Linked DNA regions of Mus musculus: all the other regions are linked to region 1. Evidence: chromatin loops called from intact Hi-C (ENCODE). Cell type or tissue: heart. All regions are shown on one strand.

The links. A loop is a pair of places that touch in the nucleus more often than their neighbours do. Peaks named below come from ENCODE experiments on the same cell type or tissue, not always from the same donor. Only the 100,000 strongest peaks of a DNase experiment are listed, where the experiment ranks them.
Region 2: it touches region 1 in a loop (2.9-fold over the local background); 6 of 42 quality-filtered maps call a loop at or near these places.
Region 3: a loop joins it to region 1, with 4 times the contacts of the local background. A loop is called at or near these places in 7 of 42 quality-filtered maps.
Region 4: a loop joins it to region 1, with 4 times the contacts of the local background. A loop is called at or near these places in 15 of 42 quality-filtered maps.

Annotation. Positions count from the first base shown.
Region 1 is chr15:38,293,535-38,301,534 of GRCm38, forward strand. It overlaps Klf10 (Kruppel-like factor 10), which reads right to left and starts at 7,177. Exons shown (of 4, transcript NM_013692.3): 1 at 7,025-7,177; 2 at 4,088-4,318; 3 at 3,081-3,993; 4 at 872-2,630. The coding sequence starts at 7,060. The coding sequence ends at 2,371. Gm35248 (a long non-coding RNA gene) reads left to right here and starts at 5,213. Exons shown (of 3, transcript XR_001781645.2): 1 at 5,213-5,287. In heart, CTCF peaks have their summits at 3,912 (motif pointing right), 5,641, 5,884 and 6,454; DNase peaks (open chromatin) are centred at 3,867, 5,777, 5,977, 7,367 and 1 weaker place; H3K4me3 peaks cover 3,192 bases; H3K27ac peaks cover 3,562 bases.
Region 2 is chr15:39,109,595-39,117,594 of GRCm38, forward strand. It overlaps Slc25a32 (solute carrier family 25, member 32), which reads right to left and starts at 3,122. Exons shown (of 7, transcript NM_172402.3): 1 at 2,754-3,122. The coding sequence starts at 2,907. It overlaps Dcaf13 (DDB1 and CUL4 associated factor 13), which reads left to right and starts at 3,280. Exons shown (of 11, transcript NM_198606.2): 1 at 3,280-3,457. The coding sequence starts at 3,388. In heart, no CTCF peak of the experiment used is centred here; a DNase peak (open chromatin) is centred at 3,187; H3K4me3 peaks cover 2,098 bases; H3K27ac peaks cover 1,342 bases.
Region 3 is chr15:38,427,895-38,435,894 of GRCm38, forward strand. No RefSeq gene overlaps it. Among named protein-coding and RNA genes, the nearest start is that of G930009F23Rik, 24 kb to the right of the region's middle. In heart, a CTCF peak has its summit at 4,111 (motif pointing left); a DNase peak (open chromatin) is centred at 3,947.
Region 4 is chr15:38,624,097-38,632,096 of GRCm38, forward strand. No RefSeq gene overlaps it. Among named protein-coding and RNA genes, the nearest start is that of 1100001I12Rik, 20 kb to the right of the region's middle. In heart, a CTCF peak has its summit at 3,366 (motif pointing left); no DNase peak of the experiment used is centred here.

The DNA of each region.
Region 1 (8,000 bases):
TTTCTGAGTTCGAGGCCAGCCTGGTCTACAGAGTGAGTTCCAGGACAGCCAGGGCTACACAGAGAAACCCTGTCTCACAAACAAACAAACAAACAAACAAAAAAGAGAGAAACCCTGTCCTGAAAAACCAACAAAACAAAACAAAACAAAACAAGAAACCAAGGATCACACTGGGACAGCTGAGTAACAAAACCCTTATAACTTAAGAGAATGATATATGTCTCCACAAATCCATATCGACAGGAATAACTAAGGAGACTAAACTAGTCTTTCCTATAGAATCCCCAAAAATATACAACAAAAGAATTAGAATACCACAATAATTTGCCTCAAACAAGATTCATACAAGGATGGTAAAAATAACAAATCAAGAGGTTGGGGTAAGGAATCGTGGTGAATCCTAGCATTCCAGAGGCACAGAAGAATTGCGACCCCCTGGGCTATTTGAGTTCCAGGCTAGCCTGGGCTACAATAAGACTTTGTCTCAAAAAGTGAGCCAGGTGTTCAAGCAGGGGCCTTTGCAGATTTTCTCAAGAGCAGTGAGACTTTTGGGCCAACTAAAATAGTGACCTTATTAAAAGAAAAAAGTCATACCCTACTTACAACGCTCCTAAGTGACTAGCAAGTGTCTCTGCAGAGGTGGCCTGGCCTCTCACACTGCTTAAGGACCAGTTTATCTGTTATATCTAGAGTATCTCTTCCTGGTCTGAGTGAGTACAACTTGAACAAGTCCCTCCAGATGACAGGTCAGCCTTCTCTTGTTGGTCATAGCAGTTACATCATCTTAAAGCAATCTGGCCTCAGGTTCTGATCTGAATGAGGTCAGTATGAAGGTGAGATGGAGAATGGGTTTTAACACATACAACAGACTCACTGTGTATACCAAAGAAAAGTCTTTATTGTAAACAAGGTATAAAGTTCAACAAAAAATATTGTGCAAATTGTAACTCGTGATTTTTTATAATTTTTAAGAAAACTCTTCTTTCAAGGGTTCAAGTTTGCATGTCAGAAACCTCTGAGATATGGAAATAGTTTAAATGGGAAAGTGTGGTGAGGTTTTCACTGTGGATTTTGAATAATTTACCTTTGCGACCAAGTGTATCATCTGTCCACTTTACAACAGAAAAGAAATACTGTTAGCAAAAGTCATTGCTCTTGCGGGGGATACAGGTCAGCGATGAGAGCTCTTACAGAAGACATGCAAGGCCCTGGATTCGATGCCCCAAACTGCAGGTGTGATCACATCATGACACTTTAAAAAAGTCTCGGAGTTTCCCAGATGCCCAGACACTGTGGTGCTAAGAACATGACCACATTAACATCCTTTTCAAGGTAGAAGCGAATGTTCTAATAACAATTTTCCTACCTATCTACTCTGACATCCTGAAAAACTCCTATAAATAAAAAGACACTGTCCATCTGTAACGGTCATTAAACTTTCTAATTTGAAAAAAAAAAACAAAAAAACAAAAAAACCACAGTGTATGCTTGACGTTAAGTGTCCTTTGCTGATGACATAAAGCCAACTTTCTCAAGGAGTTATCTCAAATTCTTGACATCTCTTCTTTATAATACATATTTTCATCTCCAGATTTTTTTCTAAACAAAGTGCAGTGTATTTTAAGCCTACAGAAAACACATTGGTATACAATTTTCAAATCTACACAAAAAACTGCAAGCAAACTAAAATCTAAAGTAGAGTAAAATGCCTAAACTTTCAAAACAAAATGCCAAAGAAGAATTTTAGCTGCATTTCCAAGCAATTAAATTAATGAGGGTTCCAATCCTTTGGCTCCCCCACAGCAATGTACAGCTGTTCAACTTCAAATACCAACAATAGTGGAAAAATGAGTTTTAGATATACTTAGCTACATCCACGGATTTGACTGGAAAGACTAGGAATAAGAAACAAGATAACTCTAGGAGAAGATGACATCTCTGTGTAACACAAACTCATTTTCTAGCTCCATTTCTGTACCGTAATTTCCAGCCTCTATATTCTTGAAACCAATCCTTTGAAAGAATCACACTGCAAAGCTGGTCTCAAGTATAAATGGCAAAAACAAAGTCCCCAATGTGTATGTGATTCAAAACCTGTGCTGCGCTCACCTCAGCCGAAACTTTCCAGACTAAAATAAGGGAGGAATAAAAGGGTTCTCCTCTCTCTCTGTGGTAAGAACTGAGCCCTGTCCTCTGTGACCTGCCTGTGGCTGAAGCACTTCTTGTCATTTCACCCAGGCGGGGCCTCCCCCAGGCCAGGGCTTCTACTTTAGGCCCTTTTGGAGGGCCACAGCCTTGCAGAAGCACTTGACACCATCACTGGCTCCTGACTCTGACCAAAGTTTATTCTGCGTCTCCATCTTCTGGCCGTCACTGTGCGGAAGCAGGGGTCGGAGGCAGAGCAATGTCATTTAACTTGCTAACTTCCATTTGCCAGTTTGGCAGCTTCTTGGCTGATAGGTGGCGTCGGGCATGCTTGGTTAAATGGTCGCTCCTCATAAACCGACGGTCACACATGGGACAGGCAAACTTCTTCTCACCTGTGTGTGTCCGCCGGTGTCTGGACAGTTCATCGGAGCGAGCAAACCTCCTTTCACAGCCTTTCCAGCTGCAGCTGAAAGGTTTTTCCCCTGAAGCAAAGAAAGCCAGATGGTTACTATACATTGACGCACAGAGTTTAAAATTGAAAGCTGGTCAGTTCATAAATTATCAAAGCTTGGCGCCATGGTTCACACCTTTAATCCCAGCACTCTGGAGATAGAGGCAGAAAGAAATCTGAGTTCAAGATCAGCCTGGTCTACAGACTGAGTTCCAGGGTAGCCAGGGCTGCACAAAGAAACCCCGCCTGAATAAATAATGTAATAAATACATATATATCATGTATATATTACCAGATGTGCTGCTTCCTCTGCCTCCAATTCCCAAGTGCTGGGATTACAAGGGTGTGGCACCAGGCCTAGGGACAAACTGACTAATTTTAAAGACAATGAGTCATCTACCTCACCCTCCCTTGCATTTGTGTCCACAGTCTAACTCCACATACACACCCACTTCAAAGACAGAGCCCACTCGGTCAGTACCTGTGTGTGTCCTCACGTGGGCCTTCAGATGGGAACTTTTAAAGTAAGTCTTGCCACACCCTGGGTGGCTACAGATGTGACTTCTTACTCTGGACGAGTCAATCTGAGGAGTGACCCTTGCTGCTGAAGGAGAGAATCCAGGAGCAGGGGCAATGGGAGACAGTCTGGTGCCACTGGGGCTCACCACTGGAGGCCTTGGGCTCTGCACAACGGGCTGGGGTACCACAAACACGACGGTGCCCTCAGGCACCTGAGTGCCCATGAACAACACAGGTGAGCAGACAGCTGGTGGCTGGCTAGGAGGAGTGCTGGGGACAACTGTGCTAACAAGAGAGTTGTTGGCAGGAAGGGGAACCATCTGGCAGATGACAGGCAGGGGTGGCACTCCCCCAGTGGATACTGTAGGTGAAGACACCAGTACTGACTTCTGCACTGGGGACGAAGGAGCTGGCTGAGACCTACAAATTACTGTCTCTGAGGAAGGCACAGCAAAGTCATATAGTGCAGCGCCCGCCTTCTCATCACCATCGGACACTGTGCTGGGCTCAGGCTTGGATCTGTTTGGTGACACTGCAGCACAGGGTATGTTCTTTCGAGTAGCCTCAACATTTCCGTGGGTTCTTCTCCGGAAAGAATTGTCCTGATAGTTGAGGATGCTAGCTGCTTTCACGGGGCAGGACTGGTGGTTGCACAGTTGGGCATCAGCTGTGTGACGGATGACACTGGTGGCTTGAGCCTTAGGAAGAGGAGGGGCAGCTAAAGGATTCTTTTCCTCCTCTTTGAAAGGAGTGGCGCCTGGAGGCTTGGCAGCATCGGAGAAAGATTTGAAGTGGCCAGTAGATGGCGCTGATGCAGTCAGATTTGACCCTTGGGAGGGTTCGAAGTCAGAGGGGCTGTAAGGTGGCGTTAAACACTACAAATACAAACACAAGCAAGGAGAGGAATTAGAGGTCCATTATGTAAACTCTTAAAAAATGCTGTCACTTCTACCCACTGAAAATACTTACAAATGCTGGGACTGTCTGAAGGTCAGGCGTCCCTGGAAGCAAGCTGTCATCCTCGGAGGTATCAGACACTGGTGTGACAGGCCTGTTTTCAAGGTATTTCTTGAAATGAGACTTCCAGTCGCAGCTCATGGACATGAGCGCTTCCACCGCTTCAAAGTCACTCTGCTCAGCTTTGTCCCAGGGATGCATCCCCTCTCTGGGCTTTTCAGAAATTAGTTCCATTTTCCCCTCCTACAAAAACAAAAGTTGAAGCTAATCAGTTATCTGGTTATCCAAACCGCAGGAATGCCCAATGCTTGCTATTTTATTTCAAGGTTAAAGGCCACCTTATTACCAGTAAGGGAATTAAGACGAATGTCTTAAAATGTAATTTGACTTAAACTACTTCCAGGTTAAAGTGGTATCTAGTTACCTAAAGTCTGAAATTGGTAACTTCATCACATACGGTGGAGATTGAGTAAAATAAGTGGACACACACAAATACAGCCAGGCATGGTGGGATACATGTATAATCTCAGGAATGTGGAGGCCAAGAAGTTGGAAGTTGCATCTCAAAATGCAAAACACACAAAGCAACCAAAGAGGAAAAAAATATTTTATTTTGGTCAAGTCTCAATCTCTTAATATCTATGATTTTTATCAGATTTATTAAACACAATGCTTTTCTGTACCATAAGGGACCAGACAGGCATAAAATATGTTCTTGGGATATGCAAAAACAAACAAACAAAAAACCCCGAGTACAAGTTGGTTTTAATTTAATTAAAACATGATTTGATAACCGATCATGCTCTGTGTGCAACACCTTCGACCTAATGTCTCACATTAAAAGTTCCATGACCTGAATTTCAAAAGAATCACCAACCATCTCTACTTTCCTCTTAAAAAGAACTTCCAAATTCTTCTGGTTAAAGTAGAGGTTGCAAAAATTATGAAAAGCCTCATAAAGTGGGGGAGCCTGGAATATAAGGCTCCAGGCCAACTCTGGCTATATAACTAGTTCAGGGCCAGCCTGAACTCATAAAGACAAAGCAAAAACCTAATACATAAATAAAATGGCAATGATAATCTTAACGCTTTTCTAAAAATGCCTATCTTCCTGCTGAGTGTGGGAAAACAAGACACGGTTCTTGAAACATCACTAACAATGTAATTGCATAATCGTTCGCGCCTTTATGTAAGCTGCAATGGATGAAGACTGTAAGTGTAAAAAGCCTATAGTCACCAACTCAAAGAAAGAGGGGTGGGAAAAAAGGCAGCCAGGGGTGAAGAATGTGAGCCGGGAGGGGAAGCCGGGAGGGAGCGAAGAGCTGGTGCGAGGCAGGAAAGGGAAGCCGGGTGGAGGCAGAAGCGAGGCGGGGCGGGGCGGGGCGGGGCGCGGGAGGCCGGCGGGGGAGATCCTCGCTGGCGGGGACCGACCGATGGGGCCGCCCTAACCTCAATGAGGCTGGCGGGTGAGTCACCGGGAACACTGCCCGCCGCGCGCACGTCCCCGCGCCCCGCCCCTGCCATTGGCCGGCCGGCCCGCGGCCCGCGTCCGGATTGGCTGGGCGGGCAGGGTGGGGGCGCGAGGAGGAGGGGGCGAGGCATGTGAACAAAGCGTGATCAGCGACTGCTCCGGGCGGCGCAGGAAACGTGAACTGGGAATTGCCGCGCCGTCACCTTTCCCCTACTTCCTGAGCACGGGCCCCCGCCCCCGCTCGGCCGGGGAGGGGCCGCGGGCGCCGCCGCCAACCGCTCGCCAGTGCGCGCCGGGCGGCGCGAGGGCTGGGCGGTGTCGGCTCCCGAGTCGCCCGCCCCTTCCACCTCCTCCGAGCCGCGGTTCCCTTAGGAACCGACAGCAGGGCCGGGCCTCGTTCCCGCCCCTGGCGGAGGCCGGGGCTGGGTCACTCGGGGACGAGAAGCTCCCCGGGTGCACCCGTTCGCCGCCCATCCCTGGCCTCCGCCTCGGCTGCGGGAGGTGGGGCCGGGTCCCCGCGGAAGCCCGACCGCCGCCCTCCTCCTGCTCGCCGCCTCCGGGGAGCGGCCGGAGCCTGGGGCACTCCGCCCACTCGGCCCGCGGGACCTCAGCCTACCCGCATCTGCAGCATTCGTCCGACTGCTGTTTCCGGCAGCCTGAGCCCCCGCAAGCAGTCTCTGCAGGCTCCCAGACGTGCGGCGCCCACAGCACGGGCTCCAGGCGCGCGGCCCCACGGTTCCCGCCTCGACACGCGGCCCCCGCGTCTCGCGGTCCCGACTCCCCCGCCAAGCTGTCGGGCTCCAAGGCAGGACCCTGCCCCCTGCCAAGAGTAATCTATAGGCAGCCACCTGCCTCCGCCTCGGATGGGGAGTCCCCTCCCGACGTCTGCGGGGGCGCCGCGGCTCCCCTGGCGGCCGCAGAGTCCGCGTGCCTTCCATACCCCGCGCGAAGCCGGCCATCCCCTCCCCCAGCCCCGGGCTAGCCCAGCCCCGCGGTCTCCACCTGGCAGGGTTTCCCCCTCCCCCGAAGAGCAGGCGCCCTCCTCTCGGCTAGGCAGACCGTGAGTAGTCCTTGTCACCCCGGGTCGCATTCCTGGTGCAGACAGGGGCATCTCCCGCCAGAGCCAGGTGCAGGGCGCCCCCTCCATCTAAACCGCGCTTCCAGGGAGACAGCCCCTCCAGCTCACTCGTCTCCTGGGGTCTCCCTGAGAGTCCTCCTTGTCTCCTGGATACCCAGGATCGCTCTCCCCTGGTCCAGGTCCCAGGCTTCTTCCGACCCTTTTTTTTTTTTTTTTTTTTTTTTTTTTTTTTTGCACATGCCCTCGATGATATTCCAGCCTGCAGGGAGGAAATCCCTTGCAAGACCCCGCTGCAGCCTGGGTTCTCAGGCGTGGCTTATTTAGGGGCTCATGCTTCGCGCTCCGGCTGGCTCCCCTACACTGACCGGCAGGAAAGGACCAGCATCCTCAGGTAACTTACCGAAGCTTGCTGGAGAGAAGCGCCGAAGTTGAGCATGGTTGGCTGCCTGGCCGCAGGTCGCGAGCTGCCTGGCTGCTGGCTGCTTAGTTAGCCACAGACGGGAGCACTGAGACACTAGACGTCGACGCCACCGCGCTCCGCGCTGTCTGCCCCCCTCCCCGTGCAGGTAGCCGCTCTGCCTGCCCCGCGCCGCGGGCGGGGTAGAGGGCGGGGCCTAGTGTCGACCAATCAGCGGCAAAGGTGTGTGAGGCCTCAGCCAATGAGCTGGCAGAGCCACGCGTGATCAGCGGCTGCCCGGCTGCAAGAGGCTCTGTCAGTGGAGCGTGTACACAACCCGAGGCACCGTGTTCCCTCGGTCCAGCCCCGGGGAACTCCGGGGACCACCTGACTCCGTGACGCCCCTCGCCCAACCCTAGCCTTCAGTCCTCCGCCCATGCCCGGGGGCGGCGCCGGCGGCGGGGCATAGCTGGGAGGCGCGGTGGCGGCGACTAGGCTTTGCGGAGAGCCGGCCCCACGTGGGGGGTGGGAAGGGAAGCCCGCTCCGCCCAGTCCCCTTCGCGCCCACAGCGTCTGGGCCCGCCAGGGAGTGGGCGGGACCCCGAGCAGGAGGCGGAGGCGGAGGCTGCGAGCGCGGCTCCGAGCCACCAGACGTTCTTTGGCAGCGTGGTTCTCGTGGGTCTTGCGTGGAAGCAAGGGATGGATGAACCACTGAGCGGCATTTCTGAGCATTTGCCGGGTTTTGTCACTCTAAGCCGGAGGACTGGGGAGAACCAGGGCGAGATGGTGGCGGCGGGAGCCCTGTCACGGAACAGACACCTGCTCGCACTCACCGCCCACGCCCAAGGCGGCAGGCGCTGGCTCGTCCTCCCATCTGCAGCACAGGCACTAGCAGCAGGGCCCGCCTCTGCGCGTCCCTCCCGTCCTTCTGGGCGGTTGGAGTGGGGACTAAGGGAAGCCGGTACCAAAGAGCTAGTGG
Region 2 (8,000 bases), 820 kb after region 1:
TGTGTGTGTGATACTAGGTTTTGAGCTTATGACCTATGTGCCTAAGACCTACGGTAGCAGTCAATCACTGAGCTTATTCAATGCCCATTCCCAACCTCTTTCAATAGCATCTGCCTCAGCCGCTTTGTGTTTCATTGCAGAGGGTACCACTACTTTGCCAGGCCTAATTCTGCATCCCTGTAACTTTTCTTAGGACCAATTCACAGTGAGCACGGCCCTTCCCATATGAAGCTTAACGAATTCCTTCACCTTTCTCACATAACATTTTTACTTTTTTTTTTTTTAACTGTTAACACTGGAGCTCCAGTTTACTTAGGAGTCAATGAATTGTTTGGTTTTACAGCATATGCATTCAGGATTAGCCTTCCTCACCATTGCTAGACAGTAATTTTAATAAGTGGGCTTAATTATATGGAAGCACAAAATGTCGGCATTATTCAGTACTGATGCCTATTGATGACTGTATTGGTTTATGTCAGCTCAGCACAGCTAGAGTTATTTGGGAAGAGGAACCTCAGTTGAGAAAGTGCCTTCATCCAGATGGCCTGCAGGCAAGTTTAGAACATTTTCTTGACTACTAGTAGGGATGAGCCCAGCCCACAGTGTGGAGGTGGGGATGCCGCCCCCAATTCTACCCCCGCTGCAAGAAGTCTTAGTTACACAAGAAGCAGGTGAGCAAGCCATGAGGAGTAAGCCAGTAAGCAGCACTCCTCCAGTCTCTGCATCAGCTCCTCCTCCAGGCTGCTGCCTTGAGTTTCTGCCCTGACTTCCTTGGATGATGGATGAGAAAGCTATAAGGAATGAACCCTTTCCTTCCCAGGGTGCTTTCGTCATGGTGTGTTATCTCAGCAATAGAAACCCTAACTAAAACACCGACACAACCTTTCACTGTTCATCTTCCTCAGTTCTTCCTTTCGCCATTCAGTCAAACTGCCGGCTTTACCACTACACACGCTTGCTCTGCTGTGGGAAGGACTTCAACTAGGAGTTACTATCTACCCTTAATCCCTTATTCTGTAACTAACCACTTTATCTACCCTACAAGTTTCCAATACTCTTCTCACGCTAAGGTAATGAATCTTCTCAGGTACCAAGAACTGCCTTTCCTCAAACTAGTCAGCTCTGTAGCACTGTCCAAATCCCAACCTGGCCAACCCTCAGTTTCAGCGCCTCATCTTCTGCTCCTAGAGAAAGCTGTGTCAGAGGGACACCAAGCCACAGACCTTCATCTCAAGAAGTCCAAGACTATCTATTCACATTCAAGTCACTGTTAGCAGGGACTTAGAGGTGCTACGGGGAGAGGGTAAGTGCAGGGTAGTTTCAGAGTGAAAGTGCTGAACCCAAACCTCAGATTGCTATTTACCATCTTGTGACTTGGACAACTTACTCAACCCCTACCATTATCAGCTTCATAAAGGTCATAATAAATGCCTATTATACATTCAATCAAAGTTAGTTATCAATGTTTGCAACTATTATAACAATTATTTATAGTTGCATATCAAACTCCATGGAATTATTTCTCTGCGGTGTCTTTTCTAGAATACACTCCACAGGTACCACACATTCTCCACCACGGAATGTCTTGTCTCCTCTAGCTGTCAAAATATTAATCCTGTTGAGGACTTTAATATGGAACCTTTACAGATACATACAAGCCACCTATGTTTATTTTTTTAATATTTACTTTATCATTTCATATTTCATATGTGCCCCTGGGTGGGTATGTGCATGTGCTGGCAGAGTCCAGAGATGTTAGGTTTCCTTGAAGCCAGAATTATAGACAGTTGGGAGCCACCTGCTCAAAGTGGGTGCTGAGAACTCAATGTGGGTCCTGTGGAAAGGCTAAGTCATCTCTCCAGCCCCAGCTTTCCTTATATAGTCTTTTTATATAGCCTATTTGTGCTCTTATTTTGTATTTGAATTTATTCTACTTAGCAACTGATTTCATGTTGTGTAGAATCCTTTTATATATCTTAGGGTAATTACATTTTTAAGTTTCCTAACGATAAGAAACTGTTGGTACTTCTTAGTTCGACTCCACTGTTCAACATTAAGACACATACATCAAGTAAATCGAATAAAATTAGAATGCTCTACTAAATCCATCTCTAAAGATTTGATTTTCTGGAAAAATTTAGTTTGTAATAAATGAAATAACAGAAATGGTTTCTAAATAGTTACCAAGGCTCACCTATGTAATGCAACTTGGTATTAATTCCTAAAATGCCGTGCTAATTTCCATATACTTAATTCACACTTTAATACAGTTATTTAGAGTGTAGAAGCTCCTCCTTCCTTCACCAGACAATGCATATTTTTAAATACTGCAAACTAAAGAAACTTTAGTGAATATTTTAATCCCAAACTATGACCTTACTCTCCGAAGGTGACAAAGCACCGGCTCACACACTTGTACTTTCGTCTGACTTTATACAGCCAAACACGTGGCTGCCCTAAGACTTCAAATTACCCCAAAGAGTGAATGACTCGTGAACATGAGGGTCAAATGTGACAACCTCCTTTCTCTCAAACTTCACCCACTTTCCCTATCCTTTATGGTTAGGAGACACAGGGAAAGCCGGGGTCCCCTTCCTAAATCCTAGCTCCAGGTAACGCAGGGTGCACAGCATCATCTTAGGGGCTCTCCCCCTTGTAGTAGAGTCTGGGGAGACTAATGTCTCTTCTGCGTGTAAGTGCTTCGCTGGGGCTGGCAGCAAGGGAAGCCGCCCGGGACGTGGGCAGGCTCTTACCAGCGAAGCGGATCTTCACGAGGTCGAGCGGGTGCAGCGCCAGGTTGGACAAGACCCCGCCACTCACGCCAGCCACCAGGTTCTCGTACCGGACGTGGCGGAACACCGCGCTCCACGCCGCCGACCCGGCAGCCGACTGGCCCTGGCCTGTCATGGGCTCCGGGTTCGTCGACACTACGGCGTCCAGCGCCGCCGACGTGGGGCGTGATGTAGTGGCCGCCACCGTGGCGACTGTCGCGGCCCGGGGCCTGGAACCGCAGGACGCGAGCCCACTTCCGGGACCGGAGCCCGGGACGCTGCTGCAGGCAAGTCACACCCGCGGCAAAGCGGGGAGTAGGAGAAACCTCAGAGCGGAGCTTGCTTAGCCCCGCCCAGCAGGCCTGGCCCCGCCCACAGCTGCGCGCGCTCGCCCTCGGGTCAAGACGCGAGCGACAGCTGAAGGACCGCCCCCTCCAGCTCCTAGCCGGAGAGACTACGGAACGCCGCGAGGTCCAGCTGAGCCATCCGGCTGCCACTCTGCGGAGCCACGTGACAGGAAGCCCGCGGAAGGCGGAAGTAGTGTGTCTGCGTGCTGGCCCCGGTAAGTCGAGCCCGGTTTAAAGGCTCGTGGAGTCCGACACCCAGAGCCGCCAAGATGAAGGTGAAAATGCTGAGCCGAAACCCTGACAACTATGTCCGCGAAACCAAGCTGGACATACAAAGAGGTGAGAGGAACTGGAACAGAGGAAGGGGCCTCCTCCCGGATTCTTTGGGTCTGGCCAGCTTTCGAGCAGTAAAAGGGGCGGGAGGCCAGCGCTCTGGTCTCGGTTTCCCTCTCCGCCTAGGCGGCTGCGTCCACACGGGGCTGGTGAGGATCAGAACTGCAGATGGCACATACCTCTACGTCCTTTGTGAGAATTTTCCTCTAGTGGGAAGTAGTTACGTATACACGCCTTTAATCCCAGCACTTGGGAGGCAGAGGCAGGCGGATTTCTGAGTTCAAGGCCAGCCTGGTCTACAGAGTGAGTTCCAGGACAGCCGGGGCTACAGAGAGAAACCCTGTCTGCGTTACTAAAGGTTCTCTCTCCTCCCCCTAGCATTGCTAACGTGTGGTATATGGCCCCCCCCCCCAGCTCCCAAGGTGTTTTACATGGTAATAATTTCTTTTCTTTTTTTTTTTTTTGGTAATATTTCTTAAATGAAAAGTAGATTTGTCCCCAGAGTTTGACGTTAATTATTTTGAATCTTTGAACCTCATTACTTTTTTTTTTCTTCCACTTTCACCAAACAGTGCATTGCTGGATGGAGCTGTCATGGTTTATAGTGCTTGGCCCAGGGAGTGGCCTTGTTGGAGTAGGTGTGTCACTGTGGGTGAGAGCTTTAATACCCTAGTCCTAGCTGCCTAGCAGAAAGTATTCTCCTAGCAGCCTTCAGATGAAGCTGTAGAACAACTCTCAGCTCCTCCTGCACCATGCCTGCCTAGATTTTACCATGTTCTCACCTTGATGATAATGGACTGAACCTCTGAACCTGTAAGCCAGCCCCAACTAAATGTTGTCCTTATAAGAGTTGCCTTGGTCGTGGTGTCTGCTCACAGCAGTAAAACCCTAACTAAGACAGTGGCTTACGTTACCCTTGCCAATGTGGGTGCATTTCAGGCTTTGTCTTGGAGCTATACTTATGTACGTATCTTTACATACTTATCCCTACAAGTGCCCTCCATCCTGCGCATCAGTGTCCTCTTCTGTGTTTTCAGTACACATTGTTTGGATTTGTCAGTGCTTATCACATTATCTCATGGTTCATGCTGATTAGCAGGCTTTCCTATCAGCTTGAAAAGAGAGGAAAGAATCCTATTCCTATATGCAGTGTTTAGACAATAACTCACATAAATAGCTACTTTGTAAGTATCGGAATGAATGAATGAATGGGTGACAGCTGGGACACAGAATCTTATGCTAGGAGATACAACTCTACTTTATAGTAACATCTTTTTTCAACAGTATCTCCCTATTTTTATTTATTTATTTATTTGTGTTGTTTTGTTTTTGTTTTTTCGTTTTTCTCGAGACAGGGTTTCTCTGTATAGCCCTGGCTGTCCTGGAACTCACTTTGTAGACCAAGCTGGCCTCGGAACTCAGAAATCCACCTGCCTCCGCCTCCCAAGTGCTGGGACTAAAGGCGTGCGCCGCCACCACCACCCGGCTATTTTTATTTTTATAATAGAAATATAATAGCAAAACAGAAAATAAAATTTTTGGAGTGCTTTAAAATATAAAGCAAGAAACACATCTGTTATATTTTATTTAGTGTTATTTCCTTGTAAGTTTTCTGCAGGATTTAAATTCTGGGTAAGTACTGGTGAAGCTTTATTGTTGAAATATCCTCGATAGTTCTGATGTGTCTAGTTAATGTGTAAGAGCACCTTACACAAATATATGTGGTTTTATATGAGTTTTAAGCTATCATACCCAGCGCTTATGATGTATGGCAGGTGCTGCACTAGTGTTAGTTGCTTCTGTGTGACTAGATGAGGGAAGTTGGAAGTGGATACAGCGATTATGATTTAGAAGATAAAATGAATATTTTCAAGGGGTGTGAGGTTTGGGTAGATGTGGGTGAAGGTTAAGTCCTGCTAGAAAGGCTGCTGCATAGGAGGAAATGCAAGGTGGGTTAGGTGACAGGGAGTGAAGGTGCTTGAGCTGAGCTCCAGGAAGTACCCGAAGCTGATGAGACAGCGAGACTGAATTATAGAAGACCATAAGGGGGCTTGAACTTAGTTCTCTACCTCTACAAGTAGGTGTTTAGATGCTACATTACAATACAGGGATACAGTTAGAACATCAGTGTGGATTTTCTATCTTTAAAAACAAACAAACAAACAACCCAACTGAACCAAGCTTGGTGGTTCAAGCCTTTAATTCCAGTACTCCAGAGACAGAGGCAGACAGATCTCTGAGTTCCAGCCTAGCCTGGTCTACATAGTGAGTTCCAGGCCAGCCAGGGATACATAGTGGACCCTGTTTACAGACAAACATGGCCCTCTAATACCTGTTTATGTGATATCTAATGAACTTACAGCCTCATTTCAGCCGTATGTTGTGTTTCCGGGGAAGAATAGTGTTGACAAGGGGGGACTGGCTTCTGCCTTTAGAATAGTGTAGTATATTACAGCCTACATCTGTTGTGTGGTATAGTGATTTATAGAAGGAAAGGTAAGATTGTAAAAACATTTGTTGTAGCAGAAGTACCTTGACTTAATTATGGCAAAGTTCTAAGAATGACCTAACTATGAATTGTTTCTGAAATTGTTAAGCTTTTCTGTAGTTATGAATATTAAATAGCATGCTTTCTCTTTTGACTTTTAAAAGAAAATAAAGTATATAATCTATTCCAAGTTCTTTTCCCCCTTTTATTTGTTTTTGAGACAGGTGTGTTTTTGTTTTTTATTCTTTAATCTTTTTTTACAGTCCAGACTTCATCCCCCTCCCAGCCCACCCTCCAACATCCCACACCCTGCCTCCTCTGCAAGAGGATGTCGCTGCTCCACCCCAACCCCATCAGACCTCCCTACTCCCTGGGGCCCAAGCCTCTGCAGTGTTAGGTGCATCTTCTCTGACTGAGTCCAGACCCAGCAGTCCTCTGCTCTATATGTGTTGGGGGCCTCATATCGCTAGTGTATGCTGCCTGGTTGGTGGCTCAGTGTCTGAGAGATCTCAGGGGTCCAGGTTAGTTGATACTGCTGGTTTTCTTATGGGGTCGCCCTCCTCAGCTCCTTCCAGCTTTTCCCTAATTCAAACACAGGGGTCACCAACTTCTGTCCATTGGTTGGGTGTAAATATCTGCATGTGACTCTTTCAGCTGTTTGTTGGGGCTTTTGGAGAGCAATCATGATAGGCCCTTGTTTGTAAGCACACCATAGCATCAGTAATAGTGTCAGGCCTTGGGGCTTCCCCCTGAGCTGGATCTCAATTTGGGCCTGTCACTGGACCTCCTTTTCCTCAGGCTTTTCTCCATTTTTCTTCCTGTAGTTCTTTTAGGCAGGAGCAATTCTGGGTAGGAGTTTTTGACTGTGGGATGGCAACCCCATCCCTCAACTTGATGCCCTGTCTTTTTACTGGAGGTAGACTTTCTCCATCATAGTTCCCTCTCTCCATCATAGGGCATTTCGTCTAAGGTCCCTCCCTTTGAGTCCTGAGAATCTCTCACCTCCCAGGTCTCTGGTACATTCTAGAGGGTCCTCCCACCCCTTACCTCCCTAGGTTGCCTGTTTCCATTCTTTCTGCTGGCCCTCAGAGCTTCAGTCCTCTGTCTAGACTGGAATTTTCTGTATGGACCACTGGCCTTAAGCTTCTACAAATGCACCTGCCTCTGCCTCAAGAGCACTGGGATTAAAGGTTTGTAGCACCAGTGCAGCTTTTCCAAGTCCATTTTAATGATAAGTGAGGAAATTGCTTTAAAAAAAAACAAAAAACTGTGCTGTTCAGAGATTCTTTTGAAAATCCATGCTTGGAAATGTGTTTTCTAGTTAAAAACTCTTGTACTGAACATGTTGTTTATTAATGATGATGTAGTTTGTCTACAAGAAAATTTTTGGAAACAGCATGACCTACCTTCTTTTAATTATTAAAGTATCAGTTGGAGAAACAGCTGTTGATATCACAGGAGATCAAACATTTCTAAACACACTTTAAAAATAGCTTTTGCAAACCTGATGGAAATGACCGAAAAGTAAATGTACTAAATAAATATTGCCAGCTCAAGAGCTGTTGATGTCAGTGTGAACAGCTTTCCTATCCCCGGATCTGCTTAGTTTTGCCAGGTGTAGTCAGTTCTCACTTTGTTCAGCACTATATGAACTAAACCAGTGAGAGGGTCACCATGACTGCAGTCACCTGTACACCACAGAAAACCATGCCAGCAAGACCTCAGTTGCTGTCTGCCAGCATCCCATTAACATAGCACTACGCGGAAATCAGTGAAGCTTTCTCCACTAAAACCAGATGTTAAGACACATTTCTCCAAATGTGTTGAATTTTTCTTTCAGGGGGCTTAATTGGAAACAAAGTTTTGATGAAAACCAAGCATCTTTAATACATGCTTGTACTAAATACATCAGTTCAAAAACCATGTTACAGAGCCAGGCGTGGTGGCGCACGCCTTTAATCCCAGCACTTGGGAGGCAGAGGCAGGTGGATTTCTGAGTTCGAGGCCAGCCTGGTCTACAGAGTGAGTTCCAGGACAGCCAGGGCTACACAGAGAAACCCT
Region 3 (8,000 bases), 130 kb after region 1:
TCCAAGACTTACAGTCACGTATTTAGAGTGAACAGGCTGGACATTTTCTACTTGCCTCTAGAACCACACTCACCCCAGGCACCCTGTGCCCTAGGAAGGCTGACCTGCACCAACGTGGTTCTTTTGCCTCCTGGTCTCCAGGCTGGGTTTGTAAATAGAGTCAGGGTAGAAAGGAGGGAGGGAAAGAGAGAGGGGGCAGGTACCAGTCTCCCATCTCTTTTCTAGCTGTCCCAAGTGAGTGACTGCAGCCCTCTACTGAGAAGTTCAACACCATGAGGATGTTCCTCTGCACAGCCCTCCCTGCTCCTGGGTCTGGCAGTGGTAGTGGAGCCTCATGGGTACTACATTGGACTTGTGTGTTTCCTTTATTCAACTCAAAATTTATAAATATGTTTTTTATTAAAGTTTCCCCAGTCCACATCTGGTATTGCTAGCAAGTGCCTTTAATCCCATTCACTCAGGAGGCAGGGGCAGGTGGACCTCTGAAGTGGAAATTTCTAGGTTATTTTTGAGACTCAGTTGTGTCATGTGATATTTTTTCTGAAAACTCTTATAAGAAGATGTTTTAGTGAGGTGGACACTTGAGAGAACACATGATATTTGGAAAGAATATAAGTAGAACCCAATAGACAGTGAAGGACACTCTTAGATTGGTTGGTCCTGCAATGTTTCACTGATCTTCAGGGGTCTTCACTGGTCTTCCTAGTCTTCACTTCTCGTGACTTCATGGACAGAAACATGTCAAAGAACTTCCTCCTGGTATTCTGGCTGCTTCTTGCCACTTCCTCGGACTTGTGCCAATTTGGTGGAGCCTGGCAGTTTCTTCTGGAACAAGCTGCTGGTACTGATTCATGTTTGGTGTTTGCTGATTGGACTGGACTGCCGCTATTGATTTGTGTTTGGAATTACCCCCAAAGAATGGTTTCTAAACAGGTTCACATTCCCCTTGTCCTACTAAACATCTTTCTTCCATAACTTTGGTGAGTAGGCTAGAAGGGAGGCTGAAGCATTTAAAAAGTCGTATTCAATTAGGTTTTGGGAAATCTAAGCCTACAGATCTTTATAAATGTGAGGCCAGCCTGGTCTATAGAGAGAGTTCCAGGATAGCTAGGGCTACACAGAGGAACCCTGTCTCAAAATTAAAAAACAAACAAACAAACAAACAAACAAAAACAAAACAAAACAAATCACCTAGCCTAAGTGTACCCTGGGTATAATGCATACTCACGGTTTGTGTTTGTTTTCTTTATGGGGCTGAAGATTAGACACAAGGTCATGTCCATGCTGTGCAAATGATGGATTTGCACTTCTAAAGAGTACTGTACTGTGCATGTTATTTTCTTACTGTTTCATGTATGTTTTTCCACATCAGCAAATACAAAATCAAGCTTGTTCATTTTAATATCTGCTTGTACCTACTAGAAAGCATGCATCCCAGACTGTATGATTGTTCATGATGGATATATAGGTGGTTGCCATTATTTGCCCCAGTGTAAATATTGACACCATGAATTCATATATACATGTAAGTCTGTCTGAACTGGGCTTCATTGGGACAATATTCCTAAGCATACCCAAAGGCTGAAGGGTGCTTCTGAAGTCACATCTCTCTGGGTATAAGTCCTATCTTCTCACTGGGTATGGTGGAGCACACACAAACCCCAGCATTTGGGAGGTGGACACAGGAGGATCAAGAGCTGGAAGTTGCCCTCAGCTACCTCAATGAATCTGAAGCCATTCTGGTCTACATGAGACCCTGCCTTTAAAGAAATATATATAGTCTCCTCTACCAAATGGCCATTGAATGCTGGTTTTACTTAATCCCCAACATCTCCCCCCATCACCTATCAGATATGACAGTACCTTCTCTAGGGCACTTGAGAGGGAGTAGTCAAAGAGCCAAAGATGGAGCCGTGTATATACCCTTCAGCTCCTCCAACTCTCTCAGGTTCAATTTCTCCACCTGTAGGAGTGTTACTTCCCTGGTTGAATGATTCTGAAGATGAACTCACCTAAGGTTACGAAACAATCCATGCATCGTGTTTAGCCCACGTGCCTGTCCCATAGCTGGAGCTCCACCAGATTCTGCCATTAGTGCTCATCGTCTCTATTGCGCTTCGTGTTTTATTACAGGTATTAGGATCATCATAACCTTTATAGAAGTTATATGTTATGTTGATTGTGGCTCTTAACAGCTGAAATTATTTGTTCAGAGTAATCTAGGTAGAAGAGCTCACTTAAATGGACCCTTTAGGCCTAGAAATGTACACAGCAACATGGTGTATTAATTTGTTCCTTGTTATTTTTTGTTGGGGAAATGAACCACAGCTCTTTCCTCAGCTGTAATGTGTGTCTGGGGGCTTATGGGTGAATGGATCTGTTGATGTTGGGGTTTTTTTGTTTTTTGTTTTTTGTTTTTTGTTTTTTTTTTGGTTTTGTTTTTGGTTTGGTTTGGTTTAGTTTTGGGTTTTTGAGACAGGGTTTCTTTATGTAGCCCTGGCTGTCCTGGAACCCTCTCTGTAGACCAGGCTAGCCTCAAACCCAGATCTGTTTGCCTCTGTCTCCCAGTGCTGGGATTAAAAGTGTAAGTCACCATGCCCAGCTGTTTTTTACCTATATTTTATATCTATATTTTTATTTTACTAATTTGTTTTTGAGACAGTGTTTCACTATATAGCCCTGGAAGTCACTATCTAGATCAGACTGTTCTTGAACTCACCGAGATCCACCTGCCTCTGAGTTTGAGTGCTGACATTAAAGGTGTGATCCCTGATATCAGGCCTTTATTTTTATTTATGTGGGTGTCTATGTCCATATAAGTCTATGCCAAGTATGTGCCAGTGCCTGTGAAGACCAGAAAAGGGTGTTATAGGAGGTTGTGTGTGGTTATAGGCGGTTGTGTGTGGCCCAAGGAGGATGGAACTAAACTCAAGTTCTCTGAAAGAGCAGAAACCACTCTTACCTGCTAAGCTATCCTTTCAACCCATTTTGATTTTTAAAAAAGATTTATTGAAGATATTTATTTTGTGTGTATGTATGCATGCATGTATCCACACACATGCATGTCACAGAGCACATGTGAAAGTCAGGTCTCTCCTTCTATCCTGTGAGTCAAGGGGATTGTACACAAATCAAATCATCAAGCTTTGTGGCAAGTGTCTTAACCACTGAGCCACATTGCTGGTCCAAGTCGTATTGCTGTGATGACTATTTCTATAAAGATGAACACTTGTGATTTTCACTTTCTTCTATCTGGCTCTTTGCTCCTCCCATAGACTCAGTCCTGTAAGGGCTAGCAGAGAGCATAAGGGAAAGGCTTCTGCCTATAATCCTTGAACCCTGAGAGTTATACATATTGGGTTGGAACTAATGTCATGGGGTGTTATGAATTGCCTTGTAAACCAGGCAGAGTATTTGTGGGGGGCTTCAAATAAGCCCATGAAGGGAGTCGTTGTTGCTGGAAAGATGCCTGTATTTCTCAGAGCTCATGCCTCCATCAGAGACTTATTAGTTTTGGTTGGTTGGTTTTAGGTTTTTGGTTTTTGGGGACAGAGTTTCTCTGTGTATCCCTGGCTGTCCTGGAACTTACTCTGTAGATGAGGCTGGCCTCAAACTCGTAGATCGGCCTGCCTCTGCTTCCTGCCTTCTGCCTCCTGAATGCTGGGATTAAAGGCCACCACTACCACCTGGCAAGACTTACTAGTTTTAACCACAGCTGCGACAATAAATCTAGAGACCTGCAAACATATTGCCTAACTTCGTCTGTCAGTACCCAGGCTGTCTGAAAACCTTTTGATAGAACTTGAATCTATTTAGGCCAGCTTCCCAGCCCAGGGTTCTGTCCAGACAGCATTCACCAGGAAGCAACAGGCATGAGAACGCAGTCTATTGCCCACTAGGGTAAAAGCCACTGGGCCAGATGTCTCACCACGTGGACCACAGAGTAGAGCAAGGCAAGGGGTGGGGCACTGTCCACCCCACCTTGTCCCTGGCACACAGGGGTGCCTGATCCACAAGTCTGTTTGCCCTGAGAAACTGGGACCAAGCCAAGGGATACTCAGCCAGCACAAACAGGTAACAAGATCCTGCCTGCTCTGCCATCCAGTGGTAGCAAGCTGCTTACCTTCTGGTTATAGTAGCTCCTAGGCTCTGGTGTGCATTAGCTCACCTGACAAGAAGGGAAGTGGGAATTGAGAGAGGCAGATTCCTAGGCTCATACTCAAAGTTCTGAGACTGTGGAAGGAACTCACTTCAGGAAGAAGCAAGAGTCGGTTCAGACCACAATCTATTGGCCAGATCCCCCAGTGGATGTCATTAAAATACAGCCATTAGAAGTCAGGTGAGATAGGCCTGCAGGTGCAACAGTGGTGTCAGAGAGGGGTGCCCAAACCAACTGGATTGATGCTCACTCCACAGGAGGGAAGGCATGTGTAGCGCTGTAAACTTGGCCAAAAGTCTGTGACTGGAGAGATCATAGCTCTAGTGGGAAGCTGCTGTTATTGGTGCTAAATGGACATGGGTCTGTCAGACAGCCTTCTAAATCACTCTATGTATGCACATAGACTAGTGCTGCTGGCTGCTTTGGTCAGAGAGATTTCACAGTGGTCAGCAGTGACCACAAAGGCTGGTGTCCAGTCATAAATGGGGTGTCTGTGTCATCCCTTCCAAAGCTTGAGCACCATCTCAGGAGAAAGACCGAGAAGCAGAGGAGGTGAGCGAGGTGTGGGGCATGGATCTCCAGACATGGCATGGCCACTGCATTTTCAAACTCATAGCTGTGATTTCCTGCACAAGACCTTTGTGAGTCTGGTCCACAAACACCCTGCAAAGGAAGGGAGAGGGGACCCACTGGTCCCTAAACGGTTGATGAGAGAAGAAGAAGTAGTGTCCTCAGTAGTGTGGAAGCCACTGGTCAAGTGTTTCTGTATTCATCAGTGGAGCACACATCCATGCATGCATGTATGCATGTCCCCCTGAAGCCATGCCCAAATAGCCATAGATCTGCAGCCTCAGGTCTTCACTTTCCGTGTTGGGAGAACGGCTGGCTGCTCTTCCCCAGCTTCAGTCCAGTGGCAACTGGTCTCCCATGTCTAGTTTCCTGTCTCCCCTGACCTATGTCATACCTACTGGAACAGAGCTTCCATGAGAGCAGGGCCCTTGCTGTGTTCTCTGCAGCCTACCAGCGATTGACATGGTGCCCAGCACACAAAATGATATTATTTTGTTCCCACTTAGTTAACTAACGCAGGTGAATATAATGGTTTTTTTATGGAGGAATGAAGCTTGGGAACATGGATTGCTCAGCAGGTACAGACAGGGCCCTTCCTGGATTGCAAGGATCCCAAGGATTGCAAACAATACCGAGAAGCAGTAGATGCTGGTGAGGGTGTGAGCAACTGAGACTGTATACTTTGTTCCTGGGATTAAATGCTTCAGGTGCTTTGGAAAACAGTGTGGCAATTTCTCAATACATTAAATGTAGAGTTATCACACGACACCCAGGAAATGCAGACCGTGAGGAATTAAAGTAGGCATGCAAGCAAAAATTGCACACTAAACAAAGTTTATGAAAGTGCTTAACACACAAGCCAGACAACCTGAGTCCAATCCGAGGAACTCACAGCAGGAGAGAACTGGCTCCTGAGAGCTGCCTCTGACTTCTCACCTCCTTACATGCACCACATGCCCTCACCCACACTTACACAAGTACATCACACACGTATTACAACAAAAAGTAAACAAATAATAAACGTATGCTGTAGCTGCCAGCAGCCACGGGTTACTGGGTTCCTGAAAGGAAAGCTGGGGTTTTGGATGGGAAAGGCTGAAAGAGAAATAACGAGCCAAGACAAGTTCTGATCAAGACCAATATTTACTTATGAGTCCCAGCTTATAAAGGGGAGGAACCCATCCCCCTCCACGCCAGGATCTCATTGCTTTGTCAGCATAGCTGTTTTGTCAGGATAGTGTCAGGAGAACAAGTTCAGCATCTCAGCAGATAGTGGTGTCTTGGAGGAAAGCTACAGATGTGGCAAGACAATAGACTTTACCTAAGTTTGAAGACTCCACCTTAGGTGGGCTAGCTGGCTGTGGCAAGAAGATCCTTCCTTTTTATTTATTAAAAATAGCTGGATTAGAGCATAAAATTTACTTATGCCTGGGAATTATGGTGGCTGGTGGCTGCGCCTGTCTTAGGACTGAATCTAATTGGACTTTTTCTGACCCATCTCGGTGCACACATGCAGCTTGTTTGTGTTTATTTGCACAAACACTGCATTTTAGTGTTTATTATGAACAAACACAGCCTATTGGCACATGCCTCTGTCTTAGGTTGAAATAAGCCATAGAGCAGTGGCCCATCTTTGGCTGCAGACCCTCATTGCACACCCTTTTCCCAATCAGACCAAAGCCACAATATGCACTCAATGCATTTCTTCATAGCCATGAATCACTGCCTCTGCGCTTAGCTGAAAGCCAGCCTGTATGGAGGTAACCGACCTGCTTGAAACACAAAGTCAAGGTTGAAAGCAACAGGATTAAGGTTGTCTGTGAGGAAGTTCCAGCCACTCAATTCAGTTGTAAATTAGCAATGATCAGGCCCAAGTCTGGCCTCCCAGAGTGGGGGAGGTGGCTTTGAGAATCAACAGAAAAACTGTTACTTCTCATGTAAATAGTGGAGGCTATGCTCCAAGTTAACTCTGCTGGCTGATAAAGATTTTTAGCTATCTTCATAATAGGAATCTCCAATATTGGATTTATTTCTAGACCAGTCCATGATTGAGTCAGAAAAACTGGTCACATTAAAGGAAAGAAAAGAGTCATTATAAATCCTCCTCTTGATTAATTTTTCTAAATCAGTTTCCACAGTCTCTATGTTCTCTGTCCCACAAGGTTTAAGAGCTTGAAGCAAGGCAGCTTAGCTTGTCTAATCTGGGACATAGGCAAGCAAAGGTGGGTCAAGAACATATACCCAATACAGCTTTCCTGTCACTGAAAGAACCTAGTGGGGAAACCCCCACTCAACTCCCGATTTGGCGTGCACCCAAAGAATCACGAACAGACCGTCTTGATGAAAATACACGAGGTAGTTTAATGGCGGAGCTCCAGGTTGAAACGTAATCTCCCGCAGGAGACAGTGGATTCAACCATGAGGCTTGAAAGCTAGGGGGTTTTATAGAAAAGGGTCTGGGTCTGGGGGAGGCGTGGTTTCACATGATTGGTCCATTTAAACATCAGCAGACTGTACATGCAGATCGAGGTAACAGCAGAGCATCTGGTTAACATTTAACTTAGGTCAGAAGGGCGGGAGATAGGGAGGCACCAGGCCAGTCCGGACATTCTTTATGTCTTCCCTATCTTTATGGCTAGTTGGTTCCTGGGATGACTTTACAGCCTTTGTTCTTTGCTCTAAGCCCAAAAAGCCCTCCTAACTAGCAAGCCGCATGAGACATGGACCTTGAATAAACTTTCTGTCTAGGGCTTTAAAGTCTTGAATTTAGTTTTCTTTCTTTCATCACCATTGTCAGGGCACTCAGCAAGCTCACAGGTCAGCATTATCCTTTTGTGTCAGTTTGTCACACCAATCACTCTGGCTGCTAGCAAGCTCCTCCAGCATTTTGTGGAAAAAACTCAAACATGTCCTCTTCCCCATATTAAATACCTGATCAGGATCATTCCATATACTTATAAGTGGATCCTTCCATCTCACCTAGGCATAAGTATGTCTAATTGTAGGATACTATAAGGCACTCAGCAAGGAGTTCTTTGGCATTCAAATTTTAAAAATTTTAAAATAAAAAGTATGATATAAAAATGTGTGCAGGGATATAATCCCCCCTTTTTGCTTTTAAGAAGATATTGTTTTTAAAGTTCCACAATACCTAAAGACAGTCCTTTAAAGGAACAGTATTTTTTCTTAACTTGAGTTGTATATGCATAGACAATTGCAATTTTGAGAATTAGCAGTGTCTAAAAAAGGAACAATTTCAAGCAATTGTAAG
Region 4 (8,000 bases), 330 kb after region 1:
ATGTAAGTACACTGTAGCTGTCTTCAAACACACCAGAAGAGGGCATCAGATCCCATTACAGATGGTTGTGAGCCATCAAGTGTTTGCGGGGAGTTAAACTCAGGACTTCTGGAACAGCAAGCAGCCAGTGCTCTTAACTGCTGAGCCATCTCTCCAGCCTGAGTTATTTATTTATTTATTTAAATTATATTTATTTTATATATGTGGGTGTTTTGTCTGCATGTACATATGTGTACCATGCATGTGCTTTGCATCCTTGATGGTCAGAAGAGTGAGTTAGATCCCTTGGAACTGAAACTTTGGATGGTTGTGGTCCTCTTCGAGAGCAACAAGTGCTCTTAACCATTAAGCCACCTCTCCAAAAATGTAGACCCTGCCTGGGTTTATATTTTTTTCATGTATATTGTTTCCAGTCCCTGCTTTAGTAGCCTCCAGCCTGGAACATAAGAAGCACAGAGTAAAAAGGTTTGTTTGTTTTGTTTTATTTTGCCTTTTCTTTTTCAAGACAGGGTTTCTCTGTGTAACAGCTCTGGCTGTCCTGGTTCTTGCTTTGTAGATGAGTCTGGCTTCGAACTCACAGAGATCCACCTGCCTCTGCCTCCTGACCTGGCTAAAATGTAGTCTTTTGTCTCAGTGGAGGAATTTCTGCACTTGTGTCATTGGTCCTGGCTCTCTTGTGCTCTCTGGTGTAATAAAGTTGAATGAATCAATGTCTACATAGCACCTGGGTAGTGCAGTGCTGTCTGCCTGTGTAAGACTTGTCAAGCACAGCCCCCGTGTCTCAGCAGAGTTCACAGCATGCTCATTCAGGGGTGGCCTGGCTTTCAGCATAAGCAACAAAGCATTCACCTCAGAGGATAACTTATATTTACTCATAGGGCTAGAAGTTAGCTTTAGAAACATCAGTACAGCGAACAGAAGCTGCAAGAAAACTTCAAAATAATTGGTTCCTTCTCAGCGTTAAACACTAGTTATCCTATGGTTCCTTGTAGTTAGAAAGAAAAGCAAACATTAACAGTGTATCTAGTCAGACACAATTGCAAAATGCAATCTTAAGGTGGGGTTGGAGAGATGGCTCAGTGTTTCAGAGCACTTCCTTCTTCCAGGCTTGGTTTAGTCAGACCCATATAACACCAGCTCCAGGGGATCCAGTGGCCTCTCGTGGCTTTTCAGGTACTGTACTCATGTATACAAACCCACATACAGACACACATTGTTATGAAATATAAACTCGGTAGCGGCATGGTTAGGTGGTACCTGCTGGGCCCATGCCAAAGTGTCCCTCTGAGAAATCACACAGTGTGACAGACATAGTATAAGGGAGGTTTATTGTGGGGGAAGGAAGGGGACCTGGAGGAGGGGTAGAAGACAGCCACGAGGGCAAAGAAACTGGTAATAGAGAAGGACAGAAAGAGAGAGAGAGATGGCAGTCAGGAATATGTGGAAGCAGAGAAAGAGAGAGAGTGAAAGCGAGGAGAGTGAGGGGAGGGGAGGGAGGTGAGGAAGAGGACTGGGGAGGCAAGCAGCCCTCGTATATGCTTTATTTCCAGCAGTGATGCATGCAGTTATGGTGATAGATGATGGCTCAAGCTACTGCTAGGTCGCTGTTAGGAGGATGCCAACACACATAATTAAAACTAAATCTTAAAAATTCAGTCTCTTTCTATATATACATACGTGGTGTTAGCTTTTCATCACTGTAGCACAAATCTGGGATAATTTGTTGAGAAAGAAAAGCTTGAGGGATGTGGTGCCACACACCTTAAATCCCAGGACTCTGGAGGCAGAGGCAGGCATGTCTCTGTGAGTTCCAGGCCAGCCTGCTCTACAAACAGAGTTCGAGGACAGCCAGGGCTACACAGAGAGACTCGGTCTCAAAGAGAGCGCTGGAAGGAAAAACAGCTTTACTTGTGTTTACTGTTTCATACATTTCAGTTCAAAATCAATTGGCTCTATTGCATACTTAAATACATATATATAAAACACCTCTGTCTGTCTGTCTGTCTGTCTGTCTGTCTGTATCAACACTTAAGAATATTGTCATATATGTGTATGTGCTACCAAACATTTATTTGGGATAAAGTAAGATCAAAAGTGTATTACCATTTTGTTCTTCCTCCTTCTCTTTCCTCCTTCTTCTTCCTTTTTGTTTGCTTTTAGGTAGGTTGGTGGGTTTTTTTTGGGGGGGAAGGGGAGGGGGGTCCACTATATAACCCTGGGTGGCCTGGAACTCAAACAAGCTGGCCTTTAACTGTCAGGGATCCACCTGCCTTTGGGATTAAAGATATTTTTACCTTTAATAATATAAAGATTACTAATTTGTATTCCTGACTTCTGGAATTAAAGATATTTTTGTTTGTTTCCAAAACAGGGTGCCTTGAAGTGAGACGGGCCTCTAGCTCAGTATGTGGTTCTCTGAATTTGCCTGTGTGGGATTTTATTGAGGTGAGAAGACTCACTCACAGTGGGTGACCCTCCATTCCCTGGAGGGGATCCCAGACTGTATAAGTGAAAAATTAAGCTAAACATAGGCATTAATCAATGTCTGCTTCCAGATTGTAGATTCAGTGTTGTCAGGTGCGAAGGAAACTCTTAATTCCCAATACCCCAGAAGGCGCAGAAATGAGCTCAGCCTGGACTACAGGAGGATTTCTGGCAGTTAGATAAAAGCTAGCGTTCCTTAGTTTCCTTGTGAAACTGGTTCCCATGTGCCAGAAGGTGTGGTCTCTGGCAGAAGGGACACATGGTGACAGTGGTGCCTATCACAGCCCATGCTGGCCTCCAGGCTCCCTCAGCATCACCAGTGCCTGTGATACATTTCCAAGTCCACACCAGCATCCTAGCCTTTCTGGCCTCCTCCCTCCCCTAAACTCCCTGAAGCTCACAGGCCCCCCTCCTTATAACCTGGCTACCCACTCTGTCCTCTCTTGTTCCACCTTACTCTCTCTTGTTCTCTTACTTTCCTTGGCTATATTCTCTATCTCCATCTCTTGCCATCTCCCATCTTCACTGTTCTCTCCCACTCTGCCACCCTGGCCATGTTCAGTCTTTCTCTCTCTCTCTCTCTCTCTCTCTCTCTCTCTCTCTCTCTCTCTCTCTCTCTCTCTCTCTCCTACAGAAAAGACCTTAACCATATCCTGGTTCTTTCCTGTACCCCTATCACCAACAGTTGTGACCAGCTGCTTCAAGCTCCTTCTCTGTGGATCTGTAGATTTCCCAACTTTGATGGGACTTGTGAACCATAATTAACCTTTTCTCTTGAAAATTGTTTTGCCAGAGCATTTATCAGAGCAACAGAAAAGTAACTGACATATCATCATTCCAAAGTTTTCCTCCCTATATTGCTGCGAAATATTGCCATCTTGTGGAAGTCATTAAATTCTCTGGATTTAGTGCATTCAGGTACACAATGAATGTGGTTCCCTTTGTGACCATGCTCTTACCCCTCTGTCTTACCAGCTTCCCACTACAACCCATTGTTGCAGGGTATGTGATCATTATACATAGAAAACTTAATTGTTAGCAAAATATAAAAGTTTAAATAGATATTGTGTAGTAAGATGTAGTTAGGCGTGTCCTGAAGAGATGCAGTTTGGGTGTGCCTCTGAAAGCCTCCATAGATAACAATGCTACAGACTGGAAAGCGCCTGCCTATTTTAAGCTATTTTAAGGCAAATGCTTAGGAGAGGGTTTGTGGTCTTTCTCCTATGACCTGAGGCAAAGTCAGCTGGATGCCTTTGAGCTACCCCATGTAAAGGTTTGGCCTACTGTGTTGGCTTGGGACCCCTACCACCATAATGGTGAGGCGACTTGGTTCAACCTACCAAGGGTCTAGGAGGAGCTAAAGACTTCTTTTATAGCAACTGGACCTCACTCCCTCTTTTGGCTTGGAAGAGCCTTTATGGAAGAAGCTCCAGGCAAGGGATGAAGATTCTCTCTGTGGGCCTGTAGGAACTACAGAGAAGCACATGGCAAGACACGGGTAAAACAGAACTCTAGGAAAGAGAGCTAAGGAGCTCTTCTAGCTTGGGAGAATCTCAAGAGAAAGGCAGACTAGCTCAGTAGGGGGACATACAAAGATGTTCCTAAAGCGCTAGCAGCTTAGTTGGAGAATCAGGCTGGTAAGTAGATACTTTGTATATAGTTCAGAAAATAAAGTTACCTTGCTGAGTTATCAGGTTTTTACCTCAGTTTATGCTTCCTGTGTCTTTACTGGTATAAATATTAGATAATTTAAATGGTTGCAATCCATCAGAGTAAGAGCTGTGTATTATGAAATATAATGTGGACCTTTGGCAGGCCCATGCCGAGGTGTGCCCTAGGAAATTAAGCCACACAGCAGATCTGGTCTAAAGGAGGTTTATTAGGGGAGGGGAGAAGAGTGAGGACCTGGGTAAAGGGTAGAGGGAGATGAGTGGGCATATAGACTGGCAGACAGATGAGAACAGAGCCATGAGGGCAGAGAAAAGGAGGGCACTGAGGGAAGGGTGCATGCCAAGAATGAGAGAGGGGATGCTGAGGACAGAGGCTGGCAGGAGATAGCATAAGCAATAGCTAGGTCCCTGGGGTACAGTATGACTACAAGCCATGAAAGCGGGGGAGGGGCTTCTGCCTCTCTTCAGGAGACTGGGTGTATACAGATCTAACATAGAGAAACACTTTCAAGTCTATACTTAAAAGACAACCAAAGGAAAGTTAAAATCTTGAACTTGTGATTGTGATAGTGGATTGTGTAGTGGAAGGCTTTACCCGAGTTAGACTAATTTATCAGAACTCTGTTGATTAATGTTAAAGCTCTGAACTTCAAGCTGGGCGGTGGTGGCCCACGCCTTTAATCCCAGCATTTGGGAGGCAGAGACAGGTGGATTTCTGAGTTTGAGGCCAGCCTGGTCTACAGAGTGAGTTCCAGGACAGCCAGGGCTACACAGAGAAACCCTGTCTGAAAAAAAAAAAAAAAGCTCTGAATTTCAAAGTCTTAATGCAAATAGTAGCATATGGGGTATGGGGGGGGGGGGAATCTGAAGCATTTTCATTCTGTTGATATACCTTAAATCACTTTCTTATCACTGTTTAAGCTTTCACTTGCATTTACCAACCTTAAAACACCTTCTCAGCCGGGTGGTGGTGGCACACGCCTTTAATCCTAGCACTTGGGAGGCAGAGGCAGGCAGATTTCTGAGTTTGAGGCCAGCCTGGTCTATAAAGTGAGCTCCAAGGCACCCAGGGCTATACAGAGAAACCCTGTCTTGAAAAACAAAACAAAACAAACAAACAAACCCAACCAAAAAAAAAAAAAAAACCCACCTTCTTAGTCCCTAAATCTTTTTCTTAGATCCTCACAGCCTAAGCTCTCATAGCCTCGGACCTTTATATAACTTTGCATCTTTTTTCCTATCTAACTATTCACCATAAGGTACAAGTGATTGATTATTGGGGACAGTCACTGTAATAGGAGTTCCTTTAGATAAATGTTGTAAAAGTTACATTTTTAAACTGTTTGCCTTTCAATATGAAGCCTGTGAGCAAAGCAAACCTGTTAGCATTTTAAACAAGAGACCTGGAAGTTTTAACTAACCAGTGAATTGGCTAATGAACTAATACAGTGGTGGATTACCTCGGGGTAAGGAGCTAGTTGCCTGCTGTTTTCCAGCTGTCAAGGTACAGTTAGCTTAGCTGTCAATGTGATCAGAGATCTGAGAAGGATAAGTTGTAATCTAAATAGCCTATGTATCAACTGAATGACAGACTAGTCCACCAGGCATTACCTAGACAGTTTTTCCAGGTTCCTGTGGTATCCATGACATCACAGGCAAAGGCAATCTTTGTCCATCAGGCCCAGAAGATGAACAGGCTTTTTCTGTGGAGGAAGAATATGGGAGGGATTAACCTCACCTTATCTTAGGCAATGGGGAGTGGGGGACAATCAACTCTCTGGTGTCCTGTTTGTCCACAGTTCAGGCTGGGCAATCTTTTCCAGAGGTTGGCATACCATAGTTTAGGATGAGACTTTTGTTGTTGTGTCTATTAGCTTCATGGAGACCTTATGGGGGTGGGGGAGGTCACTTTTAGTATTTGAGAATCTCTATCATAGTAAGTTTAAACATCTCCTCCTCCTCCTCCTCCTCCTCCTCCTCCTCCTCCTCCTCCTCCTCCTCCATCTCCTCCTTCTTCTCCTTTTTTTATTTTTTTGAGACAGGGTTTCTCTGTATAGCCCTGGCTGTCCTGGAACTCATCCTGTAGACCAGGCTGGCCTCAAACTCAGAAATCTGCCTGCCTCTGCCTCCCAAGTGCTGGGATTAAAGGTGTGCACCACCACTGCCCAGCTATGTTTTATCCCTATTAGGTTAAGATTCAAAACAACAGTTTAAAAATGGCTTGATTCTTGGTATTAAAGCAAAACCCTTTAACCATAAACACATTCCATAAAAAACTGGGAACTTCTCTGATCTTTATGTTGCGTATAATTACAGAACATAACAGTTTCCCGTAATTTAGTTCGTAAAAAGTCCAGCTGGGTGGTGGTGGCGCACACCTTTAATCCCAGCACTTGAGAGGCAGAGGCAGAGGCAGAGGCAGGCAGATTTCTGAGTTTGAGGTCAGCCTGGTCTACAAAGTGAGTTCCAGGACAGCCAGGGCTACACAGAGAAACCCTGTCTTGAAAAACAAAACAAAACAAAACAAAACAAAAAAAGGTCCTTAGCTTAATACCACTAGCAAAAACAAAGCTAAACATATTTTAAGCCAGCAATTTTTAACCTTTTTAATGTTGTAAACCTCTAAAATTTTTAAGTTTATAAGAGTGAAGACATAGAGAATAACCATAATTTTTAGAAGGCAAAAACAAGTTCTAACAGCATAAACAATTTAATGTCTCTAAAATTATTACTAAATGATTGCTATTATGTTACAAGGTTCTGCTGTCAGTAAAGTATGTTTTCATATATGAATGCCTGGAGCTTTAATACCTCATGAACCAAGCATTGTTTTAAATTCTATCTTTTATAAACCTGGTTAATACAGGTTTGTACATACAGGTGTGCATGACAGAAATCATACAAAAATCCTACCCCAATTGAAAAATATCATGGAGACTTGTTTCCATGGTCAGCTCATGGCATGTGTTGTTGCCCTTAGTCAAGATGGTGGTAAAGTCATGGCTTCCATCTTCTACAGCCCTAACAAAGATAGCAGACAGCCATGTGTGGTTTCTATCCAGAACAGAATCATGCCACATGGTCTAAGATTACCTAAGCACTGACTTTCAATTACTAACCACAAGTTATGAGTTTTGTTTTGTTTTTTTTTTTATTATATGTAAGTACACTGTAGCTGTCTTCAGACACTCCAGAAGAGGGTGTCAGGTCTCGTTACAGATGGTTGTGAGCCACCATGTGGTTGCTGGGATTTGAACTTGGGACCTTCGGAAGAGCAGTCGGGTGCTCTTACCCACTGAGCCACCTCACCAGCCCAAGTTATGAGTTTTAAGTTAACCTTTTGTTACAGATTTTACAGATTTTTAACCATATCCAATAATTTATAAGCCAATAATCCTGTTTTTGTCCCTGGACTTTAAAAACATGCCTGGGTCTGAAAAAGGGTGAACAATAACCTAACCCTACAATAAATATAAAATCAGACATATACCCATGTATAGATTTTTAATTATAAGCCCTTTATTATATAGGTTTAAAGCCAAATAATGTTGCAGTTACACAGATTTTAAACCACAGCAAAATGAGAAATTTATAAATCCTTAGATAAGTGATTATAGCATAATCTCAAGATATTATTTTTTTTCTTTTGGGAGCAGAGTGCAGATAAATCACAGATAAAATAATTTTTAGGAGTGGGGAAGTAGAACCTTAGGCGTAGAGCAGAGCAAGTTTCTGTATAAGATATTTGGGAGTCATCTGTCCATGGCAGTGATGATTGGGACATCAGGCGTACCGCTTTGTAATAAAACCTGTGTCCATGAAGGAACAGAGAATGTGTGTGCTTAG